Linked DNA regions of Homo sapiens: region 2 is linked to region 1. A link is a loop called in an ENCODE intact Hi-C map of the cell type or tissue named here. Cell type or tissue: GM12878. All regions are shown on one strand. Links, peaks and the distances in the headings refer to the core of each region. The heading gives the core; the rest is flanking DNA. Region 1 has its middle 350 kb from the start of ZWINT. Region 2 has its middle 300 kb from the start of ZWINT.

Region 1 (15,823 bases), core at 5,289-13,288:
AGCATGAAGCCTGTAGAAATACGATTAACTTACATTGCTTCACATAACAAGGAAATAAAATAATATTTTGTGAATATGACTTCTGTAAGGCATATGTATTTAAAATGAACTACCTCTTTTTAGAGAATGACAATTATTGAAAAGACTATGACCTGTTTATGTGAAAAAATAGCAACTTAACAAGATAAGACTACGACTTATTTTTGTAAAAAATATAACAAACACAGATAAACCTAATTACACATTTACCTTCATAACTCATTTGACAGTAAAAAATAGAAAATGTATAATATAATTATGGTGCATTTAAAATATGATTATAGCCCATTTAAAGATATTGCTTAAAAGAGAAAGTCTCTTTTCCTGATACTGTAATCCTTGTGTTCAGTGTAGTCTTATTAAAATTGTATAGTTCTTTTAGGACTTTTTCCTAAATCACTCTGGAAAACAAAGCTATGTTGAAGTCATTTTGTTAAATTATGGTAAAATTTACATACAATAACATTCACCATTTTTAGGTGTACAGTTTGGTAAATTTTCAAAAAATGTATATAGTCATAAATCAAGATTTGACTGGGCACAGTGGCTCATGTCTATAATCCTAGTAGTTTGGGAGATGGAGTTAGGAGGATCACTTGAGGCCAGAAGTTTGAGAACAGCCTGGGCAACATAGTGAGACTGTGTTCATATAGAAAAAGAAATTAACTAATTAATCAAGATTTATATTTCACCATACCTAGCAGTTTCCGTATGTTCCCCTGTAGTTAGTCTCTTCTTCTCCACAGACCCTTCCTTACATCGTCAGGTCCTAGTAAATGCTCATGTGTTTTTATATCTGTGATTTTGCTTTTTCAGAAATGCAAAGAACAGTAAGTTATTTCTGGCTTCTTTCATTTACCATAATGCTTTTGAGATGCATCCATGTTGTTGCATTTATCAGTAGTCATCTTCTTCTTGCTACACATTGTCCCACTGTATGAATGCACCACAAGTGGGGGGCATTTAAGTTTTTGCCATTTTAATCATCACAAATGAAGGTTGTGTCAATATTCATGAAAGATCTTTGTGCTGATATATATTTTCATTTATTTTTGATAAATGCTTAAGAATGAGAGTGCTAGTCATAAGGTAAGTGTGTACAAAATGTTATTATTAAAAAACTGCCATGTTATTTCTAAAGTAGCTGTATAATTTCACATTCCCACCATAAAAATGTTAACATTTCAAATTTATTCGTATGATCCCAATGCATGGTATTTTCTTTTAAATTTTATCAATTCTTGAATACTCCTGAGCAGTAACAGGAACTGTTGTTACAATGCCAGAAAGTGGGCAGGTGAATCTCAAGCACATTCTATACATTGAGTCAAAGAAGCCATTACAAAAACAATTGCATACTGTTTGATAGAACATATATTTATTTATCCCTGAAAATACAAACTGTAATGATAGAAAAACAGATTGTTAAAATTCATGAAACTGTACATGGAAAGAATAAAAAGAACCATAATTATATGATATTTTAGAAAGAAATTTAAAAATGAAACCTTTAAATTTTTTAAATTTTAGTAAGAATGTAGAAATTTTATCATGGATTTAATTTGCATTTCCCTGATGTTTAATAATGTTGAACATATTTTCATATTCTTATTTGCCATTGCTACATGTTTTTTAAGTGACTATTCAAATCTGTTGTCCAGTTTCTTTCGTTGGGTATCTATTTTTTTTTAATTAAGTGTTCTGTATATTTTCTAGATAGCAGTCTTTTATTAGATATCTGTTACACGAATATTTCTCTCAGTCTATGACTTGTGTTTACATTCACTTAACAATATCTTACAAACAGCACTATTTCCTCATTTTGACATACCTCAGATGGTCATTTTTTCCCATTTCTAGTCCATACTACTTTGTCCTATTTAAAAAAATCTTTAATCAAAGGCACCAAATACTGTCTTCTAATTATCCTTCTGCAAGTGTTATTATTTTTAGTTTCTATGCTTAGATCTATGACTTTGTGTATGGTGTTAGATTTTATTTTTATAGAGTATTTAGTTTTTCCATTATCTTTGCTAAAGCAACACTATTTTGCCCATTTCATTATCTTGACACCAGTTGTGGAAAATCAGCTGAACACACAAGCACATTTTTCTTGTAACTATTCTAAACCATTGATTTAATGTACATCTTAGGCCAATTGCACGCTCTTTTGATTATTGCTCTTTATAGTAAGTCTTAAAATCAGCTATTTTAAGTTCACCAACTGTATATTTTTTATTTGAAAATGGTTTGATTAGTCTAGGTCCTTAGCTTCTCAACATGTATTAAACTCTTAGGGTGTCAAGTATCTTTGAATCTATAAAGCAACTGGGAAGAATGATCATATTAACAATATTAAGTCTTCCAGTCCATGAAAATGTCACATATCTAAATTGATTTAGATTTTTAAAATTTCTGTCAATAATATTTTAGATTTTTTAAAATCTTTATGTATTTTTCATGTTCCTAATGCTAAAGTAAATGGTATTGTTGCAGCTTTCTTGAGGTATGTATTCACGATAAATTTCACCTATTTTAAGTATAAAGCTTGATGATATTTGGTAAATATTTGCAGATGTGCAACCATCAACATAACCAAATTTTAGAATATTTCCATACTCCAATAGTATTCCTGTATGTCTCTTTGCAGTTAATTTCTGCCCCTACTCCTGGTCTTAGGCAACAACTTATCTATTTTCTGTTGATCTAATTTTCCATTTGTTGTGTAAATAGGATATTTAATTATTTTGTGCCTCATTTCTTTCACTTAGCATGCTGTTTTGAGATTAATTCATGTTGTTTCATATAGCATTAGTTTCTTTCATTTTATTACTGAGTAATATTCCATTACGTAGACAAACCATCTTTCCTATACAACTCTTGGTGAACAGATATATTCTTCGCGGTATTGCCTATTATAAATTTTGCTGCTGTGAATATCTGTGTACAAATCTAGGTAGGCATATGATTTCACTTATCCTGGTAGTAGAATACATTAGTCATGTATGCCAGATGCAGTGGCTTACACCTGTAATTCAGGCCGAGGCAGGAGCTGAGCCCAGGAGTTTGAGACCAGCTGGGGCAACATAGCAAGAGCCTGTCTTTAAAAAATTTTTAAAAAGATAAAATAGTCAGGTATGGTGGCATGTGCCTGTATTTCCAGCTTCTAGGGAAGCTGAGGGAGGAGGATTACTTAAGCAAGGGAGTTTGAGGCTACAGTGAGCAATGATCATTCCACTGCATTCCAGCCTGCACAACAGAGCTAGATCAGTCTCTAAAATAAATGAATAAATGAATACGTAAATAAGTTATGTAGGAAGAAAATGTCGACTTTAATAAATACTTCCAACACTTCTTTTTTTTTCAAAAATGGCTGTACCATTTTTCTTGTCTTTTTGAGAATAAAAAGAACGCCATTTCTTATTGTTCAGTCTCTTTCCATACCCTTGCCTACACTTCATATTTGCAGCATCTTCTATTTTTTGCTATTCTTGTGCATGTATATTGGTATCTCATTTTGTTTTTAATTTGCTTTTACCTGATATCCAATGATGTTGAGCATTTATTGTGAGGTTGCTTTTCAAATATTCCCTCACTTTTTGATATTAATTTGTACTATTGAGTTCATCCTTTTATATTGAGAAACCCATATCATGCTTCTATATGAATCTTTTAAAAATATCTTATTTTAATCTGTCATGTCTTTTGATTTTCTTAATAATGTATTACAAAAAGTAGAAAATTATGTTTTATTGATTCTGATTTATCAAATATTTTCTTTTATAATAATGCTCCTTGTAGCCTAAAAATTCTCTGTCTCCTCCAAAGCCTTGAATGTTTCTTTCTAAATATATTTTTTTCTAAAACTTTTATAGTTTTAGGTTTTACTTCAAGTCTCACAAACCAATTCATGATCATTTTGTGTAGGTTTGGAAGAAATTTTTCAAGTTTCTTTCCATATGAAAAGTTAGTTTCTCCAGTACCATATGTTCTTCCCTCAGACCTTGTCAAGTCCTTGAATATTCATAGTTCAAAGGGGACAGTCTCAGTTTTCTACTGTAAACATTTCTTGTCAATACCTACCCAGTGAAGGCCCATGGTAGAGTGACGGCAAAAAGTGTGAACTTCTTATATACCTGGTTTGCACAGAATTATAAATGCAAGTCCATTCTTGGCCCTTAACAATTTGTTATATTTCAGTCATTTTTTTCTTATCCACTTTTATAGCTTCCAACTCTTTCTCCTGTGATCTGTCATATACAAAATGACTATGTGTCCTACTCATGTGTTCCTTCTTTCCTTCAAGTGTGTTGTATCCATTTGTAGTTCAGTCCACCTGCATGCCTTGATCCCTCAGCTTTCAGATGAAGAGAAAAGATTATAATTTTGTTTATTTTGTTTTTTTCTTGTTTTAAATGTGACTGTGAACATTTTTTTTGCTACCTTCTATACCCTAAAAGGAATCAGTACCCACACAAGTAAATTTTGCAAAGGAACATTAAATAAGTATGCTTTATGAAACTACAGTCAATCTGCTAATCTTCTTTGAACCTTATACTATGCCTATGAGTGTTCTACAGGCTTTTTCAAGTTATAAAATGTAAACTTTATCTGGATCCTGCAACTCAAATATTGTTTTAGGAGAAAGATAATGCAGTACAGGTATTTGAAGACTGAAAAGCATGGGGCATACTCTCATGTTAATAAGAATTTAGAGTGAAAACATCTTAATGTGGACTAGTAAGAGGAAATTATTTCCTATAGAAGCTGGGAATTGATCAGGATCCTGAATATTGTGTACCAATTGGGTGAGTAGAAGCTAAAGGGCCACAAATTTCAGTAAAGGCAGCAGCATGAACAAACATCACAGTTGTACTGGGCAAGTGAGAGTACAGTAGCCTACCCTAAAAGCAACCCTTAATTTTCCTTTGAGAGATGATCAAATATGAAAGTGAACTTATGTTAAACACTTACAAATTGTCATTATTTTTATCTTCAAATCTTTCAATTTCTTAGTACTATGTTTATTGTAAACTAAGTATTTACATGACATAATCTCTTTATGAAATATACTGATGTTGACCTTATTAAAAACCATGGGTAAGAGATAATGTTATTTGAATCCTCAGTTTACAAATGACCTACATCTTGTCCCCATTGGATTCTCCCCAAATACACATAGTCAGAAATATGTTATTTTTGTTGATTTTAATTAAATAACATGAAGTAATTTATCTGGAGCTTATCCAATAAGGATATGGAATGTTCACAAGTCATTGTACCCAGATTTAAAGATAAAAGAGAGCTTTGTGTTTATGTTCATAAAATTCATATATAAACATATGACTATATATATAATTTTATATATATATATATATGTTTCCAAAAGCGGTACTGTGACACCAAACTCTTGAATAAGTATTTTCAAAATAAATGGTAAATTCACAGGCCTTATAATTTTCTGATGAATGCAGATGAGCATTTTTATCATCACCAATTCATGGTTATGAAAAATCCCTCAGAGCAGTTAAGTAACATGTTTGGCTTATTCCAGATGCTGGATTCTCCTCATCAGGCATACTCAGCCACATCACCTTCTTCAAGCAGTCAGTATTGTGGGAGATGGTAAAGAACATTTAAGTGTACATTTCTCCCTAGAATTGTGCTTAAATGGACCAGAGTGTTTTCCAGGATTATGGAAAATTTCAGAATGTGCTTTTTCTATGTATTCCAATTTACCAACCACAAACCTAATATGGTTCTAGGCTAAAGGATTATCTCAGTGAAGTAAGTGTAAATCTTGCCTAGTTGAGCAAAAAATCCTACTTCTGAGCCTCTCAGAGTCCATCAGGCATCAGGCTGGGACAAAAGAGTTAATGCTTCAGAATGAAACCAACGCACCTCTCTAGTGTTGAACACTGCATCCAATGTATTTGGGTGAATTTTGTTGTTTTCAACTTTTTCTGCTATGATAAAAAGATCATTAAAGACTTAAGCATCCTCAGAGTAGCTCAAAAACTTAATTCTAGTAAAATAGCAAGTGTCATCATTAACAATAAAAGGCAGTACTGGGATCTATTATTGCAGTCAGGCTTTCGAAGTTTTGTTATCATTCTTAATCCTGAATAGTTCATCAGAGAGACACAAGGAGTAGCTGTTTCATTCAAATTACCACCATCTGGGGCTCAATTATTCTACAAAAATATGAGATCTATGCTCTTTATTTGTGATAAGTAGATACACATGGGATTTTCAAAAACAGAGCTTTTAGATTACAGGACATCACATTTTTAACATGGATAATGAGATAGCATATAAAATAAGGTGACTCAGTATGATATTGGCTGTGGGTTTGTCATAGATAGCTCTTATTATTTTGAGATACATCCCATCAATACCTAATTTATTGAGGGTTTTTAGCATGAAGGGTTGTTGAATTTTGTCAAAGGCCTTTTCTGCATCTATTAAGATAATCATGTGGTTTTTGTCTTTGGTTCTGTTTATATGCCGGATTACATTTATTGATTTGTGTGTATTGAACCAGCCTTGCATCCCAGGGATGAAGCCCACTTGATCATGGTGGATAAGCTTTTTGATGTGCTGCTGGATTCGGTTTGCCAGTATTTTATTGAGGATTTTTACATCAATGTTCATCAAGGATATTGGTCTAAAATTCTCTTTCTTGGTTGTGTCTCTGCCAGGCTTTGGTATCAGGATGATGCTGGCCTCATAAAATGAGTCAGGGAGGATTCCCTCTTTTTCTATTGATTGCAATAGTTTCAGAAGGAATGGTACCAGTTCCTCCTTGTACCTCTGGTAGAATTTGGCTGTGAATCCATCTGGTCCTGGACTCTTTTTGGTTGGTAAGCTATTGATTATTGCCACAATTTCAGATCCTGTTATTGGTCTATTCAGAGATTCAAATTCTTCCTGGTTTAGTCTTGGGAGAGTGTATGTGTCAAGGAATTTGTCCATTTCTTTTAGATTTTCTAGTTTATTTGCGTAGAGGTGTTTGTAGTATTCTCTGATGGTAGTTTGTATTTCTGTGGGATCGGTGGTGATATCCCCTTTATCATTTGTTATTGCATCTACTTGATACTTCTCTCTTTTTTTCTTTATTAGTCTTGCTAGCGGTTTGTTGATCCTTTCAAAAAACCAGCTCCTGGATTCATTAATTTTTTGAAGGGTTTTTTGTGTCTCTATTTCCTTCAGTTCTGCTCTGATTTTAGTTATTTCTTGCCTTCTGCTAGCTTTTGAATGTGTTTGCTCTTGCTTTTCTAGTTCTTTTAATTGTGATGTTAGGGTGTCAATTTTGGATCTTTCCTGCTTTCTCTTGTGGGCATTTAGTGCTATAAATTTCCCTCTACACACTGCTTTGAATGTGTCCCAGAGATTCTGGTATGTTGTGTCTTTGTTCTCGTTGGTTTCAAAGAACATCTTTATTTCTGCCTTCATTTCATTATGTACCCAGTAGTCATTCAGGAGCAGGTTGTTCAGTTTCCATGTAGTTGAGCAGTTTTGAGTGAGTTTCTTAATCCTGAGTTCTAGTTTGATTGCACTGTGGTCTGAGACACAGTTTGTTATAATTTCTGTTCTTTTACATTTGCTGAGGAGAGCTTTACTTCCAAGTATGTGGTCAATTTTGGAATAGGTGTGGTGTGGTGCTGAAAAAATTGTATATCATACTGAATGGGCAAAAACTGGAAGCATTCCCTTTGAAAACTGGCACAAGACAGGATGCCCTCTCTCACCACTCCTATTCAACACAGTGTTGGAAGTTCTGGCCAGGGCAATTAGGGAGGAGAAGGAAATAAAGGGTATTCAATTAGGAAAAGAGGAAGTCAAATTGTCCCTGTTTGCAGATGACATGATTGTATATCTAGAAAACCCCATTGTCTCAGCCCAAAATCTCCTTAAACTGATAAGCAACTTCAGCAAAGTCTCAGGATACAAAATCAATGTACAAAAATCACAAGCATTCTTATACACCAATAACAGACAAACAGAGAGCCAAATCATGAGTGAACTCCCATTCACAATTGCTTCAAAGACAATAAAATACCTAGGAATCCAACTTACAAGGGATGTGAAGGATCTCTTCAAAGAGAACTACAAACCACTGCTCAATGAATTAAAGAGGATACAAAAAAATGGAATAACATTCCATGCTCATGGGTAGGAAGAATCAATATCATGAAAATGGCATACTGCCCAAGGTAATTTATGGATTCAATGCCATCCCCATCAAGCTACCAATGACTTTCTTCACAGAATTGGAAAAAAACTACTTTAAAGTTCATATGGAACCAAAAAAGAGCCCGCATCGCCAAGTCAATCCTAAGCCAAAAGAACAAAGCTGGAGGCATCATGCTACCTGACTTCAAACTATACTACAAGGCTACAGTAACCATAACAGCATGGTACCGGTACCAAAACAGAGATATAGATCAATGGAACAGAACAGAGCCCTCAGAAATAACGCTGCTTATCTACAACTATCTGATTTTTGACAAACCTGAGAAAAACAAGCAATGGGGAAAGGATTCCCTATTTAATAAATGGTGCTGGGAAAACTGGCTAACCATATGTAGAAAGCTGAAACTGGATCCCTTCCTTACACCTTATACAAAAATTAATTCAAGATGGATTAAAGACTTAAACATTAGACCTAAAACCATAAAAACCCTAGAAGAAAACCTAGGCATTACCATTCAGGACATAGGCATGGTCAAGGACTTCATGTCTAAAACACCAAAAGCAATGGCAACAAAAGCCAAAATTGACAAATGGGATCTAATTAAACTCAAGAGCTTCTGCACAGCAAAAGAAACTACCATCAGAGTGAACAGGCAACCTACAAAATGGGAGAAAATTTTCGCAACCTACTCATCTGACAAAGGGCTAATATCCAGAATCTACAATGAACTCAAACAAATTTACAAGAAAAAAACAAACAACCCCATCAAAAAGTGGGCGAAGGATATGAACAGACACTTCTCAAAATAAGACATTTATGCAGCCAAAAAACACATGAAAAAATGCTCACCATCACTGGCCATCAGAGAAATGCAAATCAAAACCACAATGAGATACCATCTCATACCAGTTAGAATGGCAATCATTAAAAAGTCAGGAAACAACAGGTGCTGGAGAGGATGTGGAGAAATAGGAACATTTTTACACTGTTGGTGGGACTGTAAACTAGTTCAACCATTGTGGAAGTCAGTGTGGTGATTCCTCAGGGATCTAGAACTAGAAATACCATTTGACCCAGCCATCCCATTACTGGGTATATACCCAAAGGACTATAAATCATGCTGCTATAAAGACACATGCACACGTATGTTTATTGCGGCACTATTTACAATAGCAAAGACTTGGAACCAATCCAAATGTCCAACAATGATAGACTGGATTAAGAAAATGTGGCACATATACACCATGGAATACTATGCAGCCATAAAAAATGATGAGTTCATGTCCTTTGTAGGGACATGGATGAAATTGGAAATCATCATTCTCAGTAAACTATCCCAAGGACAAAAAACCAAACACCGCATGTTCTCACTCATAGGTGGGAATTGAACAATGAGAACACATGGACACAGGAAGGGGAACATCACACTCTGGGGACTGTTGTGGGGTGGGGGAAGGGGGGAGGGATAGCATTAGGAGATATACCTAATGCTAAATGACGAGTTAATGGGTGCAGCACACCAGCATGGCACCTGTGTACATATGTAACTAACCTGCACATTGTGCACATGTACCCTAAAACTTAAAGTGTAATAATAATAAAATAAAAAAATTTTAAAAAAATAAATAAAATAAGGTGACTCAGCTAGTTTCTCCAGAATAACTGACAACTGGTTACCAATGAATTGGGGGCAATATGATGATGTACACTATATTTTCTCACCTTCCTCAGAATTTCTTGGCAATTATGAATTCTAGATCTGGACACATGAATTACATTTCAAACATTGTTGAAATATCTTTCAAAAGTTGATCTCGGAGAGGCAGTGAATTATTTTGAATAATATAAGATTATTGAATCAGACATACCTAACTAAAGAATTGTCCACAAGGATATTTCTTATCTTCTCTGATTCTGAGTTTCCCACATTGAGTACGTATGATAAATTCAATTTTGCAATATGTGTGCCAAGATTAGAATTAATACAAGTATCATATCTGACACATATCAGTGACTCCACAAATGTAGCTTTTTGCTATTATAAGTACTAGCAGAAATTATCTTATGATTGTACTTCTAGCATAAAAGATTGGAAAGTATTGTGAATATGGAGCCTTGACACCTGAGTTCTGTGAGGATTTTTGTGACTCTCTCAATCTGAAGTTGTTCATTTGTTAAATAAATAGGTACAGGTAATATCCCCACAGCTGTACTAATTACCCCAAAACTATCATTCTGTGATTAAATATGTAGATTGTCCATCTAAAAAATCAAAATGACGAGAATTCTAGGCCACTGGAATCTATGTTAAAGTATGAAAACACATATGAAATATGAGAAACAACAGAATCAGTAGGGACAAGGAGAATAAAACAGTAGATAAATGAAGGAAAATAGAGATAAATGTATAATTTGTGAATATGGTACAAGAGCAATTATTAAATTAAAGTTAAAATGAGACAAAGAACTTAGATAATCCGCATAACTTTTAAATTAAAAAAAATTGCAACAAGGAGTTTAACATTAGTTAGTATACTTTGGTAAGAATTAGTTATTTTCCTCTGAAGATCTAGAGAATAGCATGAATAATTATACAGGGATGTGGAAGAAAGGAGGTAGTGAAAGGCTCAATACTTAAGAAGAATTAGACTTTATCAAGCATGTTGGACAATTAGAAGTAATATAAAAAGCCTAAAATTTTGGAGTGTTGAATAGAAGCTTCTGAAAACCAGAAAAGAACTTAGAACATCAGTGTGTCCTGTTCTGTGTTCAGGATCTCATGCACTACTTTGTGCTTGGAATATGCCATATGGGGAATAAGGAAAATAGCAGAAATAAACAATGGTGGAAGCAAGACAATGGAAATTATTTTTTATTAATATCATAAAAATTTAAAGTAAAAATATTAAATTATAATTTACACATAGGTAATTAGATACTTAAAGCTAGCATTATATAACTTTAATTTTCCAAAGGTAGTTTTAGGAATTCTATGGTTTATTTGTAGGTTTTAAAAATAGTTTCCCCAAAGAATGAATGCCTGTTATGATTTTCTTCTTTGCATCACCACAATTTTCATCATTATAAGCACTCTAGAAGTGTAACTTTTCCACATCGTTCATCTTGATGAGGCATTGTATTTTTAGAGATGGCTGAATATTTTTACCTGTGCAATGGAGTTTCTCTATAAATAGCAGAAAGGTATTTAGAAAAAAATGTTATTTTGAAATTCATGTAAAGACGTAGTTCTCTCTCATTAAAGTGTGAGTTTATTCTCCTGCTAAGGAAATATCACTGCAAAAATTCTTCTAGAATGAAAGAGGCTGATGCTAGAGGCAGACAAAAGCAAACAATTTCATGAACAATATATCAAAAAGCATATTTCTAATGAAGGTTAAATATTAGCATTATGCAATAAATGTAATGCCCCATTTAAGATTTGCTCTTTCGAGTTGTGTCCGTTTTTGGTATCTGATACTAAATTTTTCTGACCAAATGCATACTTTATTTGTAAATCAATTCTCAGTTATCATCCATATAAAAATCTTTCTATAACTTTTTATCTTCATTCACTGCTCAAGATATTGTTACTATTGAAAGCTCAATTTCACTCTGAGGCAGAAGAGCAATTCATCATCTACATTCCATCTTTGGCTCTTCTATGCTCTGCCCTCTCTTTTGGATCTCAATCTCAAGAATGTTTTAAACTGTGGCTTCCTATAGTGTTGTACCAATGTCCTAGCATGACTGCCCATGTGGACTACATTCTTTACTACTGTTCAGTTTATAAGTGTCACATGTGCATTGCAAAACTAAGGTACTCTGAGAAACAATTCAAATTATAACTAAATCGTGGAGCTCTATAGTACATGTTAGCATATTAAAAACAGAAATCCCAGATCAAGGAAAGCTAATTAACTTTTTAAAATTAGTGTTTCCTAATCATAATTGAGCTTTTGGGTTTATAATATCTGTTCATTTCCTACATAATTTGCATTGTCTAAAACACATTTTTGATTATTGCTTTGCCTTAAATTTACGTTCTATCAAAAATAGATGATAGCTTAATATGGTTCTTTTACAAAGGGTTTGAAATTTATCAAAGCTTCCTAAAGATGCAGTTTTTTTTTTTAATTGGTGTTGGCACACTACAGTTCCTAGGAAAAAAATTGTTCTATTGCCTATATTTGTAAATAAAGTTTACTGGAACACTGCCACATCCATTTATATTTACGTATTCTCTATGACTTCTTTAGTTCTATAAAAACTAAGACAAGTAGTTGTAATGAAGACCTTATCGCCCACAAAATAAAAAATACTTACTAACTCGCCCTTTTTCAAAAAAAACTTGCCAACTCCTGCTATAGGATAAAATTATAATGGCAATTTGAAAGGCTCTGGAGCAGGACCACAGATTTTCCTTTTAATACAGATTATTTTTTAGGAATACCCCTTAGATCACACCAAGGGACAAGATAAAATATTGTTGCTTTGGTCCAAGAGCCACTCTCAAATTTGCAAGATTGAGATGCAGTTATTCAAATCAAAGTCAAAGATAAACAATATTTGCATACAGAGAAATATATAACCTATTTGTATTGACTTTACTTCTGGGATCACATGACCAACACACTCTCCGTTTAAATTTATTTATTAAATCTATAATATAAGACTTCTGACAACTTGTAGGAAACTGATTAAACTTTTAAGAGAGGGAAATGCGATGCTAAAGGGTAAGGTTCAGTCTCCTCTTTCTACTTATCAGGAAGCATTGCAACATATCATATTTAGCTAACCCCAAATAAGCCTGCTCACTCTGTGTACCATTCATCAGAAGGAGAACTGAGACAATCAACAGGGATGGATTAGTGCAGACACATCAGTACTCATGAGTCTAGATTAGTAACATAATTCTCACGCATGAAAGAGCACATTTATGCAGAGACAGCTAAATTATTAAGTTTCAATTCTACATGTTTCAAAACAGTCCTTTAAAAATAATTGCTGTCATTACTATAGTAGTATTTCAGAATAATCATGAGGCTGTTGATTTATATTCTCACTTTTAAAATTCCATCAGCCATTTCCCTAAAGTAAAAAGATTTCACTGGCTTAACTCTCCAAAGATATACATCACATTTATATTTTATAGTACTTGAATTTTTTTTTATTATACTTTAAGTTTTAGGGTACATGTGCACATGGTGCAGGTTAGTTACATATGTATACATGAGCCATGCTGGTGCGCTGCACCCACTAACTCGTCATCTAGCATTAGGTATATCTCCCGATGCTATCCCTCCCCCTCCCCCCACCCCACAACAGTCCCCAGAGTGTGATATCCCCCTTCCCGTGTCCATGTGATCTCGTTGTTCAATTCCCACTTATGAGTGAGAATATGCGGTGTTTGGTTTTTTGTTCTTGCGATAGTTTACTGAGAATGATGATTTCCAATTTCATCCATGTCCCTACAAAGGACATGAACTCATCATTTTTTATGGCTGCATAGTATTCCATGGTGTATATGTGCCACATTTGAATATTTTTTCACTGAATTAAATTTTTGAGAAATAAAGTACAAATTTGAGTTTATGTTAATGAATTTAGTGATGAATTACTCTTTGTCTCATTTGGAATTTTGTATTGGCAAAATGACTGCTAGGAATCTAAGACATCGCCATATTCTAATTTGATATATATTTTCCAGGTATTTTTATTAGTACTTATGATAAAGAGTAAAGAGTATTTTTTCATAAAATTTTGAGGTTACAATATTTGTATTTACACAGGAAAATATTTTTGACACTAAATATTAGCTGAGCATTAAGTTTTTCAAATTTATCACTTAAGCAAGGTACAACAAGGTTTTTTATAATACCAGAAGGATGACTATTATTTGCAGTATTTATATGCGTATTTTTTGTGCACCATTATAAGATTCAACAAATCTATTACAAACATAGATTCCAGGAACTTTAACCTTTCAGCTGATTTTTTTTTCAATAAGCACACCAGTAGTGTCATCAGGTAAAATACAAGAGATTCAACTAAATTTAAATTACAAATAAACAACATGTAAATATTTAGTATAAATATGCCCCAAATATTATGTTACATATTTACACTGAAAAAAAAGAAAAACAGAAAAAAAAAAAAACCTGTTCATAAAAAATCCAGTTTTATTTTGGCTTAAAACGAGAAATTTATCCTATTGCTTGCTAGTTAGAAGTTTTTAGTTTAAAATCAAGGTGTCAGCAAGGCTATGTTCCTCTCTGGAAGCTCTAGAAAATAATTTATTGTCTTGAGGTTTCCACCTTCTAAAAGTCATCCATAGGCCTTGGCTTATGGCCTTCTTTCTGAATCTTAAAACCAGACAAGTTGCATCTCTTCAACCTCTTGTATTCAACTCTTCCTCTGACTACAGCCACAAAAGGCTCTCTGATTTTAAGGACCCAGTGAGTTTAGCTCGAGCCTACCCATATAATCCAGAATAACTCTCTTATCCCTAGGTACTTAATTGATTCACATATGCAAAGTCCCTTTTTGATGTAAGTTACCATGTCCACAGATTCCTGGAATTCAGATTTGAACATCTTTGAGGGATCAGTACTCTGCTTCCAACAATGGTTTGCAAAAGATCCAGGCTAAACCTGAAGCTAAAAAACACTGCTCTAGACAATTCATTTTTCTCAGCCATGGATACATACTAGAATCCCCTGGGAAGCACCAAACAAAAACACCATCCTAGACCAACTGAATCAGTATCAGAGGGTGCAAGGCCCAGCATCTGCAATTTTTTAAGTCTCCCAAGTTGATCTCAACTAGTGTAGGGCAAGGGTTGGCAATGTATGGCCTGCAGACTAAATTTGGCTAGCATACTGTTTGTATGGTTTTGTTTAACTTTTTATTATAAATTTGTATAGTTACAAATTTTACATCATGAAATTTATTCTCAAAGTGTTTAATTTAGTGGTCTTTTATAATATTTAGAATTTGTGCCAGTGTCTCCACTAGTTAATTCCATCACACTTTTATCATTCCAAAGAGAAACTTTGTACCGATTAGCAGTCACTACCCATGTCTTCTCTACCATCACCCCTTGGCAACTACTTACTAGCTTTCTGTCTTTACAGATTTGCCCATTCTCGATATTTTATGTAAATAGGATCATGCAATATATGACCTATGTGTTGGCTTCTTTTGCTTAGCATAACTTTCACCTATTTTGTATCATGAATCAGAATTTCATTCCTTTCTGTGACTGAATGAAATTCAAATTTAACTGGGCTTCTTGTACTTTTATTTATTAAATCTAGTAACTCTACACACTAGTGTAATTTTAGTATAAAAATAGACAGGCTTGATCTTCGCTAAAGCAATAAAATTCTAAGTGCTTCCTAATTTTACCTCTGCATTCTTTTTAACATTCCAGTAAGGTCCGTAATTGTCTATCAGACTGTGAGGCTGTTTACCGCAACATTTATAGCAGTATATCAGATATCTTGTCTGTCTCTAGACATCTAATTTTCCCTTCATTCTTCCTTAGAAAATCCCCAATTTTTATTTGTAAACGTAGTCATACAGGAT
Region 2 (15,823 bases), core at 5,173-13,172, 49 kb before region 1:
CAGGCTACACAAGTTGAAGCAATTCTAGGCTTAGGGTGCTTTCTAGTGCTACAAGAGCTTCAGTGGCCATGGATTTAGAGACCATACCAGTTAGTTTGCACAGAATTTCTGGACAGATTTACTGTTGAAGAACAGTCCCAGACAAAGTCAAACTACAAAGGTTAAAGCAAGTACCTAATTTTTCAATGTATACACATTGACACATGACCATAAGGATCAAGAAAAATCAGGAAAACATTTCACCAAATGGACAAAATAAAGTGCTAGTGACTAACCTTAAAAAGATGGAGATGTCTAAACTGCCTGACAAAAATTCAAAATAGGTGTGTTAAATCTCAGTGAACTTCCAAAAAATTCAGAAAAACAATTTTAAAATGTATCAGATAAATTTAACAGAAAGATTTAAACAATTTTAAAAATCAAATAGAAATTCTGGAAATAAAAACACAATGAACAAAGAAAAAAACACCATAGAGAGCATCAACAGCATAACTGATCAAAGATAATAAAGGATCTGTGAACTCAAAGACAGGTTATTTGAAAATATAAAGTTAGAGGAAAAACATAATGAAAAGTCATAAAGAAAGCTTATGTGATTGATAAGACAGCATCAAAAGGGCAAATTACCAGTCATTGACCTTCAAAACAGAATAGATGAAGATAAAATGATAAGAAGTTTATTTAATGAAATAATAGAATAAAACTTTCCAAGCCTAGAGAAAGATATAAATATCCATGTGCAGGAAGGTCAAAATCTCCAATCATATTCAATTCTAATAAGATTAACTCAAGACATTAACACTATCAAAGATTAAAGGAAAAAAGAAGGTCCTAAATGTAACAACAATAACAAAAACAAAACAGCAAATAACATATAAAGGAGTTCCAAAGCTAAGCAAATAACTTCTAAGAAGAAACCTTCCAGGGCAGGAGATAGTTGAATAATATATTTAAAGTGCTGAAGGAAAAAGACTGTCAACCAAAAATACTGTACCTAAAAAACCATCCATAAGATGTGTGTGAGAGAGAGAAAGATTTTCCTAAGCATACAAAATATGAAGTTGTAGAACAGGTATGGTGATACCTGTTCTACAAAAAAAAAAAAAAATGCTAAAGAAAGTGTTTCAAGCTGAGAAAAAGATACTAATGAGTAACATAAAAAAATCTAAAAGTATAACACTCATTGAAAAAGTAAGTACACAGTCAGATTCATAGTACTCTAATACTGTAATGGTGGAGTGTAAATCACATATGTCTATCAAGAAGGTTAAAAGATAATTCCATTAAAATAATAATAATAATTACAATGATTTTTAAGGAATATGCAATATAAGAACATGTAAATTGTGATGATTAAAATTCAAAATGTTGTGAGGAGTGGCATTAAAGTGTATGAAGGTTTATTTGTTTGTTTGTTTTTACAATTAAAGTTATCAACACGTGCTGTAACTATAGGATAATTTTTTTCAGCCTCATGGTAACCACAAAGAAAGACCCTAAAATAGATACATTAAACTAAAAAGTCAGGGATCAAACATACTAATAAAGAATATCACTTAACCACAAATAAAGACAATATGAAAGAAACAAAGAGAGAGAAAGAAAGAAGAAAGACAGACAGAAAGAAAGAAAGAAAGAAAGAAAGAAAGAAAGAAAGAAAGAAAGAAAGAAAGAAAGAAAGAAAAAATGAAGCAATCAAGCAAACAAGAAACTCAAGCAGATCCTGAGTTGTTGACCTCAGTATGTCATAGAATAAAGTCATCATTTATGTTGAAAGACACAACCCTGGCCATTTAGAAACACTTAAAAATAGAGCTTGGAATCTAGATAGTCTAAATCTTTTATAAATAAATAAACTGAGATTATGTATTTGTCAAATAAGTTGAGATAAGTTTCTAATACATTTTAGAAAGATCTTTATACTACATTTATTTTAAAAAAGTTTTAATTTTGAAACAGAGTAAACTCTCCATTCAGTAGAAAACTAGGCCATGCAGAAAGGCTCACTAGAGTTGTTGGCAGCAGACTGGCAGAAAGGAGAATGGAGGAGAAAATATGAATATGACTATACTGTCTTTGTTTATTTGTTTATAATTCCAAATAGAAACTCACTGAAGACCGCTCTTGATGGGTCCAGTTATTATTAATTGACTGAATTGGTGGTATAAATGCTGCAAATACAAGCACAGAAATTACAACCTTGAAGGAATTTTAATCAGTTTGAATTACATTACTGGCATCACCTTCCTTCTTCAGCGTGTTTTCAGTTCTATTTGCGTATTGCCTAGTTGTTGATGCTTTTTTTTTTTTTTTTTTTTTTTCAGAATTTAAGATCCCATGGTAATTCACCAGAGATGAGAGTATCAGGCTGCAGTTTTTTAGTAAGAAAATTTACAATTAATATGTATTTTGTAGTTAGAAGCACCATTGAATGACTGTAAGAGTATGCATTTTACATTTTAATCTGTGTGCATGATACATGCTAGAGTTGGACAGTAGCCAAGCTGAATGACTGTATGTGGCAGCTCTAGATTGCAAAAATTGCTGAACCACAAATTTTACAAAGGTAATTAATCATTTTTCTTTCTTCTTTTTTTAAAAAAAAAAAAAACTAAGTTCTAGGATACATGTGGAGAACGTTTAGGTTTGTTACATAGGTATACATGTGCCATGGTGGTTTGCTGCACCTATCAACTCGTCATCCAGGTTTTAAGCCCCATATGCATTAGGCATTTGTCCTAATGCTTTCCCTCCCCTTCCCCCCCACAACAACAGGCCCTAGTATGTGATGTTCTCCTCCCTGTGTCCATGTGTTCTCATTGTTCAGCTCCCACTTATGAGTGAGAAAATGCAGTGTTTGGTTTTCTGTTCCTCTGTTAGTTTGCCGAGGATGATGGTTTCCAGCTTCATCCATGTCCCTGCAAAAGACATGAACTCATCCTTTTTATGGCTGCATAGTATTCCATGGTGTATATGTGCCACATTTTCTTTATCCAGTCTATCATTGATGGGCATTTGGATTGGCTCCAAGTCTTTGCTATTGTAAATAGTGCTGCAATAAACATACATTTGCATGTGTCTTTATAGTAGCATGATTTATAATCCTTTGAGTATATACCCAGTAATGGGATTGCTGGGTGAAACGGTATTTCTGGTTCTAGATTCTTGAGGAATTGCCACATTGTCTTCCACAATGGTTGAACTAATTTACACTCTCACCAACAGTGTGAAAGCATTCCTATTTTTCCACATCCTCTACAGCATCTGTTGTTTCCTGACTTTTTAATGATTGCCATTAATGGTGTGAGATGGTATCTCATTGTGATTTTGTTTTGCATTTCTCTAATGACCAGTATGATGAGCTTTTTATCATATGTTTGTTGGCTATATAAATGTCTTCTTTTATGAGGTGTCTGTTTATGTACTTCACCCACTTTTTGATGGATTTTTTTTTTTGTAAATTTGTTGAAGTTCCTTGTAGATTCTGGACACTAGCCCTTTGTCAGATGGATAGATTGCAAAAATTTTCTCCCATTCTGCAGGTTGCCTGTTCACTCTGATTATAGTTTTTTCTTTTTTTTTTTTTTTGCTGTGCAGAAGCTTTTTAGTTTAATTAGATTCCATTTGTCAATTTGGATCATCTTTCTCTCTTTATGTTACTAAACAGAAGATGACAATAAAGTTTCCTACTCAGCAGAAATTAGGATGCTTCAATTTCATGTTGCTAAAACTTTACAGAATTTTATTCTATAAAAAAAATCCTGATATTGAGTAAAATTAACCCCTCATTTAAAAAATATCAATCAGAGTGCTCCATTTCGCAGACTATTGTCATATATATTTGAACTCTTCGCTCTTGGACTATGACTTTGAAATACCATTTCATGTGGCTTTGGGTAAAATCCATTTATACTAGATATCACTTACATTTATAAGTGTGTTTGTAGAATATTTGTAATTATAAGCGTGTTTGTAGAAATATTTGTAATTATAAGTGTGTTTGTAGAAATATTTGTACAGATGTTTGTAAAACAAGTTAAATACTTTGGTTTACTTCTGAAAAGATAAAGTTTCACATAATATTTATTATTGTTGCTATCATGGCTCTTTTCAAAAGAAAAAGCACTCATGAGTTTATACTTTAGGATATCCAAATGATCATTAATTTTTTTTAATATGAGACCGAATTTATGGATCTAGAACTTTAAATAATATGGGCTCATTAATACCCAAATATGTAGGTTTGTTATCTCACATAAGTGAGTAATACATGAGAAAGAAACATTCTGTTCTAGCTTTTTTAAAAAATGTAGCTTGTGTTTAAAAATGGACACAAAGCAAATATTCTGTTCTATTTATTTCATTTGCTTTTCACAATATGTAAAATTTTTAAATAAATGGCATGCTTGAAAATTTAAAAAAAGAAAGAAAGACTCCACAAAACGAATAAAAAATGAATGAAATGGTAGTAGAAGGTTTATACCTATCAACAATTACCTTGAATGTAAATTAATTAAGTTATATTATTAAAAGAAATAGAGTAAATTTATGGATAAGAAACAAAACAACAATCCAAGAATCAATTGCATGCTATCTACAAGAGACTGACTTCACCTGTAAGGACATTAATAGACTGAAAGTGAAGAGATGAAAAAAGATATTCCATGCAAATGCATATCCAAAAATTAAATTAACTATATTCATATCAAATAAAATAGACATTAAGTCAAAAACTGTAAAAAGAAACAAAGAAGGTCCTTATATAATGATGAAAAGGTCAATTCTGCAATAGGATTTAACAATTATAAACATGAATGCAGCCAATACCACAGTAACTAAATTTATAAAGCAAATATTTATAGATATAAAAGGATAATTAGACCACAATACTATATCAGTAGAGGAGTTCAATACCCATTTTAATTAATGGACCACTCATTCAGGAAGAAAATTTTAAAAAGAAATTTAGCAGTTGAATTTAAACTGCACTCTATACCAAATGAATCTAACAGATATTTACAGAACATGTCATACATCAGCTGAAGAATACACATTCTTCTGAACTGTGCATGGAATATTCTCCAAGATAGATTATATGTAAGTTCCCAAAACAAGTCTTAACTAACCTAAGACACTCTGGATTTTCTACTTGATTCTTTTTAATTATTTCAATCTCTTTGTTGAATTTATTTGAGCTTCCTCAAACAACTATTTTGAATTCTCTGTCTGAAAGGTTACATTTCTCTATTTCTACAAAATTGATCCTTGGTGACTTATTTAGTTCATTTTGTGAGATTATATTTTCCTGGATAGTCTTAATACTTGCAGAGGTTCATCTGTGTGTTTGCATTGAAGAGTTAGATATTTATTGTAAACTTCTTAGTCTGAGAATGTTTGTACTGATACATCTTGGGAAGTCTTTCCAGCTATTCAAAAGGACTTTTAGTGTTATGATCTAAGCACTGTCTACTTCAGGTAGCAACATAAGCTCAGTAATGCTGTGGTTCTTACAGACTCATAGAGGTACTACCTTGATAGTCTTAGACAAGGTCCGAATAATTCTCTGGATTATCAGGCAGAAACTCTTGTTCTCTTCCCTTACTTTCTCCCAAACAGAGTCTCTCTCTCTCTCTCTCTCTCTGTTCTGAGCCACCTGGATCTCGGGATGGAGTGACACAAGCACTCCTGTAGCCATTAACATGAGGGCTGTGGTGGGTGAGACCTGATGCCAAAACAGTACTGGGTCTTACACAAGGCCTGCTGCAACCACTCTCTGGATACCACCTACATTTGCTAAAGGCCACAGGACTATACAATCAGCAAGTGGCAATGCCAGCCAGGCCTTTGTCCTTCTCTTCAGGGTGGAAAGTTCCCCCAGGTCTGAGATATGTTCAAAGTTTCCACCTAGAAGCTAGGGACTGTAGTCAAAAATCTTAGAATTGTACCTGCTGTTCTATTGTACTGCAGCTGATCTGGCATTTAAACCACAAGATGCAGTCCTTCCCTCCCCTTTCCAAAGGCAGAGGAGCCTCATCCCATGGCCACCACCACCACACCCTCATAGGGAGTCCTGCCAGACTACCGCCAATGTTCTCTTCAGGCCCAAGGGCTCTTCAATCAGTTTCAATCAGTTTATAATGAATGCTCTCTGGCCTGAGACTCACTCTTTAGGGCAATGGTCTCCCATTTGACCCAGGGCAGGACCAGAAATGTCATCCAAGAGCCAAGTGCCAGAGTCCGGGACCCCAAGATTCTACTTGGTGCTCTACACCCCTGTGGCCAAGGTGGTACTTTAGGTGCAATATAAAGTTTCCTTTGCTTTTCCCTCTGCTTTTCTTAAGTGGAAGGGGTCTCACCTCATTGCCATCACAGCTGGGAATGTGCTGAGTCTCACCTGAATCCAGCTAGTCTTAGAATCTCAGCAAAGGCCCTCAACATAGTACCTAGGTATTGCTACTGGTTATTCGGGACTCAAAGACTCTTCGGTTAGCTGGCGATGAATCCTGCCAGAACTGGGACTTTCCTTTCAAGGCAGCAGATTCCCTTCTAGCCCAAGTGGTGTCTAGAAAAATTGTACAGAGCTAGGGCCTTGAAAGGATATCTCGTGACTCTGACTGCTGCCCTATTTTGCTGTGACTGAGCTGATATTCAAGATGCAAGACAAAAGTCCTCCCTAGTCTTCCATCTTCCTTCCTCAAGCAGAGAGAAGTGGTCTTATTTGGAGCTACAAGTTCTGCAGCCTAGAATTAGGGAGAGGGTGATTCCAGCACCCTCTTAGCTACCCTACCTATTTTTTCAGTCTATTCCATCCTCCCTACCTCCCCCTGGTCTACTGTCTCTAGGCCCATTTCAGCCCTAGAACTTGCCTAGCTGTTGCAGTCTTTGTGGTCTAGACTGTCTTTCAAGTTTATTTAGAGTCCCAGAGCACTTTAGCCTGTGGTGGTGAGGCTTGTGGGAACTCAAGTTCCTACTTCTGGGATTGGCAATTCCCCTCTGGGCAGGGCTGGTATAAATGCCCCCTCTGTGGGCAGGAATCACCTGAGTTTGGTTTGATTTTGTTTTTTGCCATAACGTGGCAGGACTGAGTCAACCCCTCTCCCCAGCACATAGAAAGGCTCTCCACACTGTGTTGCCACTGTTAGGGGACAAGGGAGGGTTGGCATCAATGATTCAAGACTGTTTTTCTTATGACTTAAGCACCACTTTCAGTGATATGAAGTTAAAACCAGTTACTGTAAGTGCTCCCCTGGTTTTTTATTCTTATGAAGGTCCATTTTTGTGCATGTATAGATAGTTGTTAAACTGGTGTTTTTGTCAGGGAAATGATCGGTGGAGCTTTCTATTTTGCCACCTTACTCAGCATATCTATGTCTAATTTATAAATTTAACTTTATCATAAGTATGTATGTATAGAAAAATTTTATGGTATATATAGGATTCAGTACAATCAACAGTTTCCGGCATTCACCTGGAGTCTTCAAAAGTATCCCACATAGATAAGGGGAGATTATTGTACCTACTTACTTTCCACAGACAAATGACCTCAGGTCCCTAGCATTTGCCTTATTGCTATGGACCATGTCTTTTTTGCTACTATTTAAAGGGGCAGACTTAAATATTGTTTAAGAAAGCAGAGAAAATACAAAGAGCTGTTGGCAAATCTGAAATTGAAGTTAGGCGTAAAGTTTCTGTTCATGATCATACTCATCATTCAGGGTATAAAGAATGTCATACATGCACTCTATTCCTGATACTACATCAATGACAGTAATCAGCCTGTAAGTCTCTTTGCCTCCTCATTCAAGTGCAAAATTTTCAACATTTTCTACACAGTGATAGAGAAAAAAATATAACTGGACTGCTCTACATGAAACTCTAATTTTCAAATGGGCCAGAAGAAAGAACTTACGAAAAGCAAACAGACATTTTCTTTATATAGGTAAGATGAGTAGGTCAGTTTGTTTGGAGGAAAAGCAAAAATAGACAGTATGAATATGTGACTACATTTATGATACGCACAGGCTTTTGCTAACACCTAAACAGAGATAAAAATATTTACGAAGTAAAATTTTAACACAAATTAGATTAAATGGATATTGCTTTAATCAAACTGGTCTTTTCTTCCCATAAATAAAGGCAAGAAAATTCAAATGTTTTATTAACTGAACCAACTACAGCTTCCATTACCCCACATATTCCAGCATGCAAATAATACTATGGCACTCTTTCAGGAGTAAAAAATAACATCTGCAAGAATTATTTTTGTATTTTATTTATTTATTTTAGTTTTGAGATGGTGTTTTGCTCTTGTTGCCCAGGCTGGAGTGCTGTGTTGTGATGTCAGCTCACCACAACCTCAGCCTCCCGGGTTCAAGCTATTCTCTTGCCTCAGCCTCTTAAGTAGCTGGGCCTACAGGTGCACACCACCATGCCCAGCTAATTTTTCTATTTTCAGTAGAGACAGGGTTTCACTATGTTGGCCAGACTTGTCTCGAATTCCTGACCTCATGATCTGCCTGCCTTGGCCTCCCAAAGTGCTGGGATTACAGGCGTGAGCCACCATGCACAGCCTGCAAGAATTATTTTTTATAAAAATCTAAATACCTTAAATCTACCATTAAAGGAATTAATAAGGCAGCATCTTGAGGGAATAGCACCTTCTAATTCAATTGTGTACATGAGTTAATAAAACCATTTCTCAATTGCTTGTCTTCCTATGCACATCTTAACCATCCTCCAATAATGACCTTAAATCTAACCCCCTCTCCATGGATCATTGTGTGATTTTGCCATATTTGATTATGACCTTGCATTTATCTAAATGATATAACACCTAAATTATGCTTCTTTTTGAGCCCATATTATATTCTGCCACAAGTTATGTTTATATGTGCCTTTATCTTATTCTGCAACTGGGCTACTATTTTTTCCTGATTTATATTTCCATTTCCTATAGCAATGTTAAGGCCTTGCTCACCACAGTTACTCAATAACTCATCTGAAATGAAAGGTTAAGTGAATGAACTAAGCATAGCATTTTAAGTTTCAGTTCTTCTAATTTAACTCTGTTAGGTATCACCTTACTTGTCAAAAATCCCATGTAATTTTAAATCCATGTAGTAAAGATTTTTATTTTATCTTTATTCTTAAAGTTCAACTTTGAATGAACTAATAATTTTATAAGATTGTTATTTTCTCTTCTGGTTCTCTTTATACTGTCTAAGGATCAGAATAGTTTCAGTCTGTATTTGTCCTTAACCCATTGCACCTTATGGCTTTTTTTTTTTTTTTTTTTGCCACTGTCTCATGAGCCTCTGAAAAACAGAAACCATTTGGATATACCTCTTTCTCATATCACCAAAGCATATGGTATGATGCAGAGCATAAAAAATATTCACAATTGAATAGAACTTTCCCTTTTCAGACAATCAGTTTTTGCTTATTTAGTGAGGATATATCATCATAAAAGTTGTGTCTGTCAAGGTATTGGCAACCTACACTGTTACCACTTCCGCCCAGAGCTACCTAAACTAAGTAAATGGTGGTCCTACCAGCAGAAACAAAGGGGATTTGTAAGCTAAAATAAACATAGATGTGTTAGGGAGTTTTCAAGTGAAAGTAATAGAAAATCCCATCTTGAAATGGGTCAATAAAACTGAGAAAGGTTTACCAGCTTGATTGATGTAATGGCTCAACTGAATTATCAAAGATTTCATTTTGGTTTTATCTTAGTCTTCACTTCTAAACAATTCAAAATAATTGATGCAGTTGAGGAGATATAGGGCCAGGACAATAGTGAGGTAAGTGAGCGACTTGCCTTGGACACAAAATTAAAAGAGGCACAAAAGAAACTGCAACTAAGATGAACAAAATATTTAAACAATATTTTAAAACTTCAAAATTAATGTAAAAATACATAATAAACAGAGATAAACATTTTAAACAAAGACAGGATACATCAAAAAGCGTCCTATCTGTGCCCAGGATGCTTCTGCTTGCATTGACAATGACCACTGTTGCTTCCTTTAGCAGATAAGGAATAATTAACAAGAGGGGCTTGAAGAGGACAGGAAAGTTTCTCATTGGTCCCAACCTTGCCTTTGCTGAATATTTTACCTCCTCATCTCTCCCTTTATTAACTTCAGCTTAGTGTGTGAAGTTTAGCCTTTCCAGCTATGCCCTAGCATGCCTGGTATTTAAGACATTTTAAACATCAGGGAATTCAGCACATGGGTAGACTAAGCCTCTGTTAGCAAACTTTTTTTGTTGTTGTTTTTTGCTCTCTTCAAAAAGCCACTTTGGGATCAAGCTTGCTTTTTCCTTTATAATATAGTCCAATATTCTGGTTGTTTTTCACCAAGCTCCTAATGGTGTAGTTTCTGGACATAAAGTCTAATATCAAATCCATGCTTCAGTAGGCCTCATTTTAACTCTTTTGCTACCATAAAATAAGGATTGAAAACTTCCACATATTGTGGATAAAAGTTTTGTTTTTTTTTATTTTTTTGTCTTCTACCTAACTCCTTTACTTAATCAAGTTCACACTTTTAATGAAATTGAATGGGTCCTTAATTGTCCCATTCACAATTCCAAATCCTATAAAAATTTGGAATGTTCTTGATTAAGAGAAACAGCAAACGACTCAACCTGGCCTACTAATAAAGAGGACTGAATTGCTCATATAAAGTCCAGGAATAAGGAGACCTTCAGACTCACATTCAGGTAACCTAGCCATATAAAAGTAAGAAAGAATAGTTTGTTCATTTGTCTGTTTATTTTTTCATCTCTATCTTCTGCCAACTACAGTCTTGTCTTCTTCTAAATAATTATTTTATCATAGTCATGGAAAGGTTTATCACAATTGAGAATAATTGATTCCTAGTTCACAGTCAAAGGAAGGACAATCTGTTGTGACTCAACATTTCAATCACAATTACCACAGACTCACTCCTATTGAACTAGCTTAGATCATATGACTATTACTAAAGCAATACCTGGGAATGGGCTGATTGGCTTAGGCTATCAGAGCCTAGATAAAGAGCTGCTATATTTTACTTTCCCTTGAAGCATTTGGCATACTTGAGGGAAAGGTTGAGATACCCTAAAAAATAAATGGTTACATTTATAATTATGGAAGAGAAAATAGATTCTAGATATTCAACCACAAATTGCCACTGGGAAGAAACTAAGTTAATTAGATACACATATTTTTAATAATCAGATAAGAAAGAAAGCATACTAGGTCTTGTTTGATCACTGTAAGGAGGAACAAAAAAAAAGTTTGAGTACGCAGTTGGGCTCAAAAGGTAAGATTAGATTGCACTGACCTTTAAGTGCATATGACATTTTGTCATTAGAAAAAGGTCAGGATAATTATTTTTTTCTGGATTCTTAAAAGTTTTGTGTCATGGACTCCTTTGGCAGTTTATTGGATTTTATGTATTCCTTCATTAAGGAATGGTATATGTTTAATGCAAGGATCAAAGAAAACACACACACACACACACACACACACACACACACACACACACACATATATACACATATATGATTATAGAAAAACAATAATTTTATTGAAATACAAGTGATCTGTGGACTGCAGTTAAAAACTCCTGATAGATCAATGACTCATTACTGGGTGGAAGTCAAATCACCTAGATTTGCAGCATTCAAACAAATGAACAAAAAACTAGAGAACCATTCTAGGAATATTAAATTAGAATCTCTACATAAGATGCTGGCATGAGTAGTTCTCTTGTTTTTTCTTTATGATTATTATGTGATTCTAAAGTATAGTTATGGTTGAGAACCACTCATCTACAACAATATTTTTTAAACTTTATGTGCTTTTGAATAACCTGAGCATTTTGTTAAAACATAATCTGATCAATGGGCCTGGGATAGAGCCTGGAATCTTGTATTTCTAAATAGCTTTCAAGTAATGCTAATGTTTCTGGCCTATGAGGAACACTTGTTGTAACAAGGGGCCAAGCAATCATTTACTTTCTTGAAGTAAAATTGTTTTGCAAATTTATCCATGTTTAAAAGGCAGAATTATGTCATCTCGCCAGAGTTAAGAAGTCTTTTTTTTCCCATTATGCTTATTTTCTATTTTGACTTTTTCCTTGGCATGCTTATATATACAAAGTTTCATAAAATAAAATTTTCACTTGCTGAGTTTCTTTTCTGACATTATTATTTTATTTTATTATTGCAGAAAAATAGTTTTTTAGGTGTAGAAAAAAAGAATAAAAAAATGATTTTCTTGGTGTTAAATAGGGCACTTGATCAACGTTATAAATGAACCAGACCTAAAAGAGATATATGGAATACCCCACTCAATAAAAACAAATACTTTCTTTTCAAGTGAACATGATAAAACATATGTTAGGCCACAAAACAAGTCTCAGTACATGTAAAAAATTGAGATCATACAAAGCATCTGACATGATGAATAAAGGGAGAAATCAATAACAGAAAGAAAACAGAATTATTTACAAATATGTGGGGAAAAACAGTTCACTCTTTGACAATTTAAGTTTCTTTTAAACAAGGATGCCAAGAAGATTTAATACGGAAAAAACTGGTTTCTTCAACAAATAGTACTGGGAAAACTGTATATCCACACACAAAATAATGAAGCTTGACTTTCATATCATATAGAAATTAACTCAAAATGGACAAAGACCTAAATATGAGATAAAATTATAACAATATTAGAAGAAAACATAGGGATAAATCTTTATTACCTTTTATTTGGCAATGGATCCTTAGATATGACACCAAAAGCACAAACAACGAATGAAAATTAGATAGACTGAACTTTATGAATTAAAAACATTTGCATATCAAAGGACATTAAGAAAGCAAAAAGACAGTGTACAGATAGGATAAAATATTTGCAAGTCACATAGCTGACAAGAGTCTATTATCCAGAATATACCAAACACTCCTACAAGTCAACAACAAAAAGTCCAATTTATAAGACAAGAAGATTTTAATAGAGATTTCCCTGAAGAAGATATACAAATAGCTAACAAATACATGAAAAGATATTTAACATCATTAGCCATTAGGAAAATGCAAAGCAGAACTGTGTTAAAATCCAGCTTCACATATATTAGGAAAGTTATAATAAAACCAAAACAAAAATAAAAACAGAAAATAAGTATTGGCAAGGATGTGGAGAAATCAGAAACCTCTTACATTGCTGGTGGGAATAAAAGAATACAACTGCTGTGGAAGTTTTGTGGTTCCTGGAAAAGTTATATATATAAAATTACCACATGACCTAGAAATTCTACTGCTGGCTATATGTCCAAAAAGTTTTAAACAGAAACTTAAAGAAATACTTTTGTGTAAATACTGAATACCACTATTCACAATAACCAAAATGGTGAAAACAACACCAATGCCTAAAAATAAATGAATGAAGACTGAAAGCGTGGTATACATACAGTGGTTTATTATTCAACCATAAATAAAAATGAAGTACTTAGGCACGTAATATCATCGATTAACCTCAAAAAGAAAATATTAGACTGAGTGAAGGAAACCGGAAACAAAAGGTCACATACTATATGATTAAATGTATATGAAATATGCAGAATAAGTGCATCCAAAAAAATAGAAAGCCTCTAGGAAGCCTCCCCTTCCCCCTCCCCCTCCCTTTCCCCTTCCCCCTTTCCCCCCGCACCCTTCCTTCCTTTCTTTCCTCCCTCCTGTATAGAGAAATTAAGACTTAGTAAAGTGACTTGTCCAGGTAGCAGGTATCAGAGCCTGGACTCACACCTGTGCCTCTGTCTTGAGACCAGCAGGTGAGTGGGCACTGGTTGAGTAGCGTGTTTTCGCTCAGGTGGTCTTGCACCTGGCCACCCTGCGGGCCGGCGTGCTCTGTCTCTGCGGTTCACTGCACAGCGTGCATTCCATTCAGAAAAATAGAAGGGCTGGCGATAATGAGAAATAGGGAGTAACAGTTCAGAAAGTGTAGGATTTTCTTTTGGGATGATGAAATGCTTTGTAACTAGATAGACATTATAGTTGCACAATGTGCTAAATGCGAATGTACTAAAATTGTATACTTTAATTAATTTTGTGAATTTCACCTTAATAAAAAAGATTATGAGCCATTAAAACTTTGTCTTAGCCAAAATTTATTTTAAAATAAACTCCATATAAAACAAAAAACATACACTACTAGAAGAATACAGCATTTACAGTGCTTTAGGACAAATTTTCAAAACAAAAAGTAGTGAGAAAAGTTAATATTTAATCTACTTATTAAGTATGTACATTTCTCTCTTTATTCAAATGATTCCCATAACATGGTCACAAGATAGCATAATCACTCTAAAACAGATGGCCTCCATATCGTAAGCCATCTAGTCAAGACCTATTTTTGTCTAATGCAAGAAGAAGCACCATTTAAACAATGATTCTACCATGTTTCTTTCTTTTTTAAAATAAATAAAGGTCATGAAAACACTGTACTACTCTGATGTTCAATATAAGAGCCACATGTTATTATCAAGCTTTTGAAATGCGGCTAGACCAAATTAAGATTTGCTGTTAAGTGTAAAATTTTAATAAAATTTCAAAAAAGATTTCAAAAACGTAGTTCAAAAGATGGCTGTCAAATACCTCATTAACACTTTTATTTATTGATTGCATGTTAAAAAATACTATTTTGGATATCTCAAGTTAAATAAAATAAATTTTAAACAATATTCCTTTATTAATTTTTAACAAGAAACTTAATATTTGATGTAAAAATTAAGTCTGCAGATGGGTAATATATAAAATTCATAGCCTTCGGAAATGTCTGGTATTATGGACTGAATGTTTTTATATCTTCCTCGAATTGATGTGTTGAAATCCTAATCACCAAAGTGATGGTTTTAGGAAGTGGGGACTTCAAGAGATGAAGTCATGAGGATGAAACTCTCCTGTAATGGAATTAGTGCCTTTATAAGAGGAAACACAAAAGCGATTAACTTCTCCCTTCCTCATGTAAGGATGCAATGAGAAGATGGCCATTTGCAAACCAGGAAGCAGGTCCTCATTAGACAGCAGATTGGTGGGCACTTCCAGGCTGCTATAACAAAAATACTATACCATAGAAATTTATTTCTCACAGATCTAGAAGCTAAAAGTCCAAGATCAAAGCACCAGCAGATTCCATGTCTGGTGAGGGCTTCTTGCCGTTAACTTTAATGGCAAAAGGAGTGAGGAGTCTCTCTCCAGCTTCTTTTATAAGGACACTAATCCTTTTCATGAGGGCTCCACCTTCATGGTCTTGTCTAGTCCCGAAGGACCCACCTCTTAATATTATCGGCTTTGGAGGTTGGAATTTCAGCATATACATTTTGTGGGGGAGACACAAACATTCAGACCATAGCAATGTGACTATTCACAATATTTACAGAACTGTTAATTTTTAAAAATGATTTCCCTTGCAAAGGTATTTTTTAAAGGTAAGGCCTCAAAGAAGGATTGTGTTGGGTACATCTGACAATATGCATAGAAAATGCTCAAAAATAAATTTGTTTGGAGGTGGTATTTCTAAAAAGGCAGATCAAAAAGGGTTTGCATTTACTTTTTCCCCTTCCCACCTCCAAAATTTAGTATATGCTACTTAGAGGAATAAACTTGGTGAAGAAGGGAATAATATATCCAATAGTTGCTTTGTGTTTTCATTAAGTGCATTTACAGGTCCTGTGAGAGACAGTGCAACTCCCAAAAAAAGATGAAATCTAATCCCAGGGTTCTCATTTCACCCCAGAGAGAAGTAACTTGGGAAAGATAATGAACTTTCCCCATTTCC

What was found. A loop is a pair of places that touch in the nucleus more often than their neighbours do. Peaks named below come from ENCODE experiments on the same cell type or tissue, not always from the same donor. Only the 100,000 strongest peaks of a DNase experiment are listed, where the experiment ranks them.
Region 2: it touches region 1 in a loop (5-fold over the local background); 2 of 110 quality-filtered maps call a loop at or near these places.

The regions. Positions count from the first base shown.
Region 1 is chr10:56,702,375-56,718,197 of GRCh38, forward strand. No RefSeq gene overlaps it. Among named protein-coding and RNA genes, the nearest start is that of ZWINT, 350 kb to the left of the region's middle. In GM12878, for the core only: no CTCF peak of the experiment used is centred there; no DNase peak of the experiment used is centred there.
Region 2 is chr10:56,653,949-56,669,771 of GRCh38, forward strand. No RefSeq gene overlaps it. Among named protein-coding and RNA genes, the nearest start is that of ZWINT, 300 kb to the left of the region's middle. In GM12878, for the core only: no CTCF peak of the experiment used is centred there; a DNase peak (open chromatin) is centred at 8,989.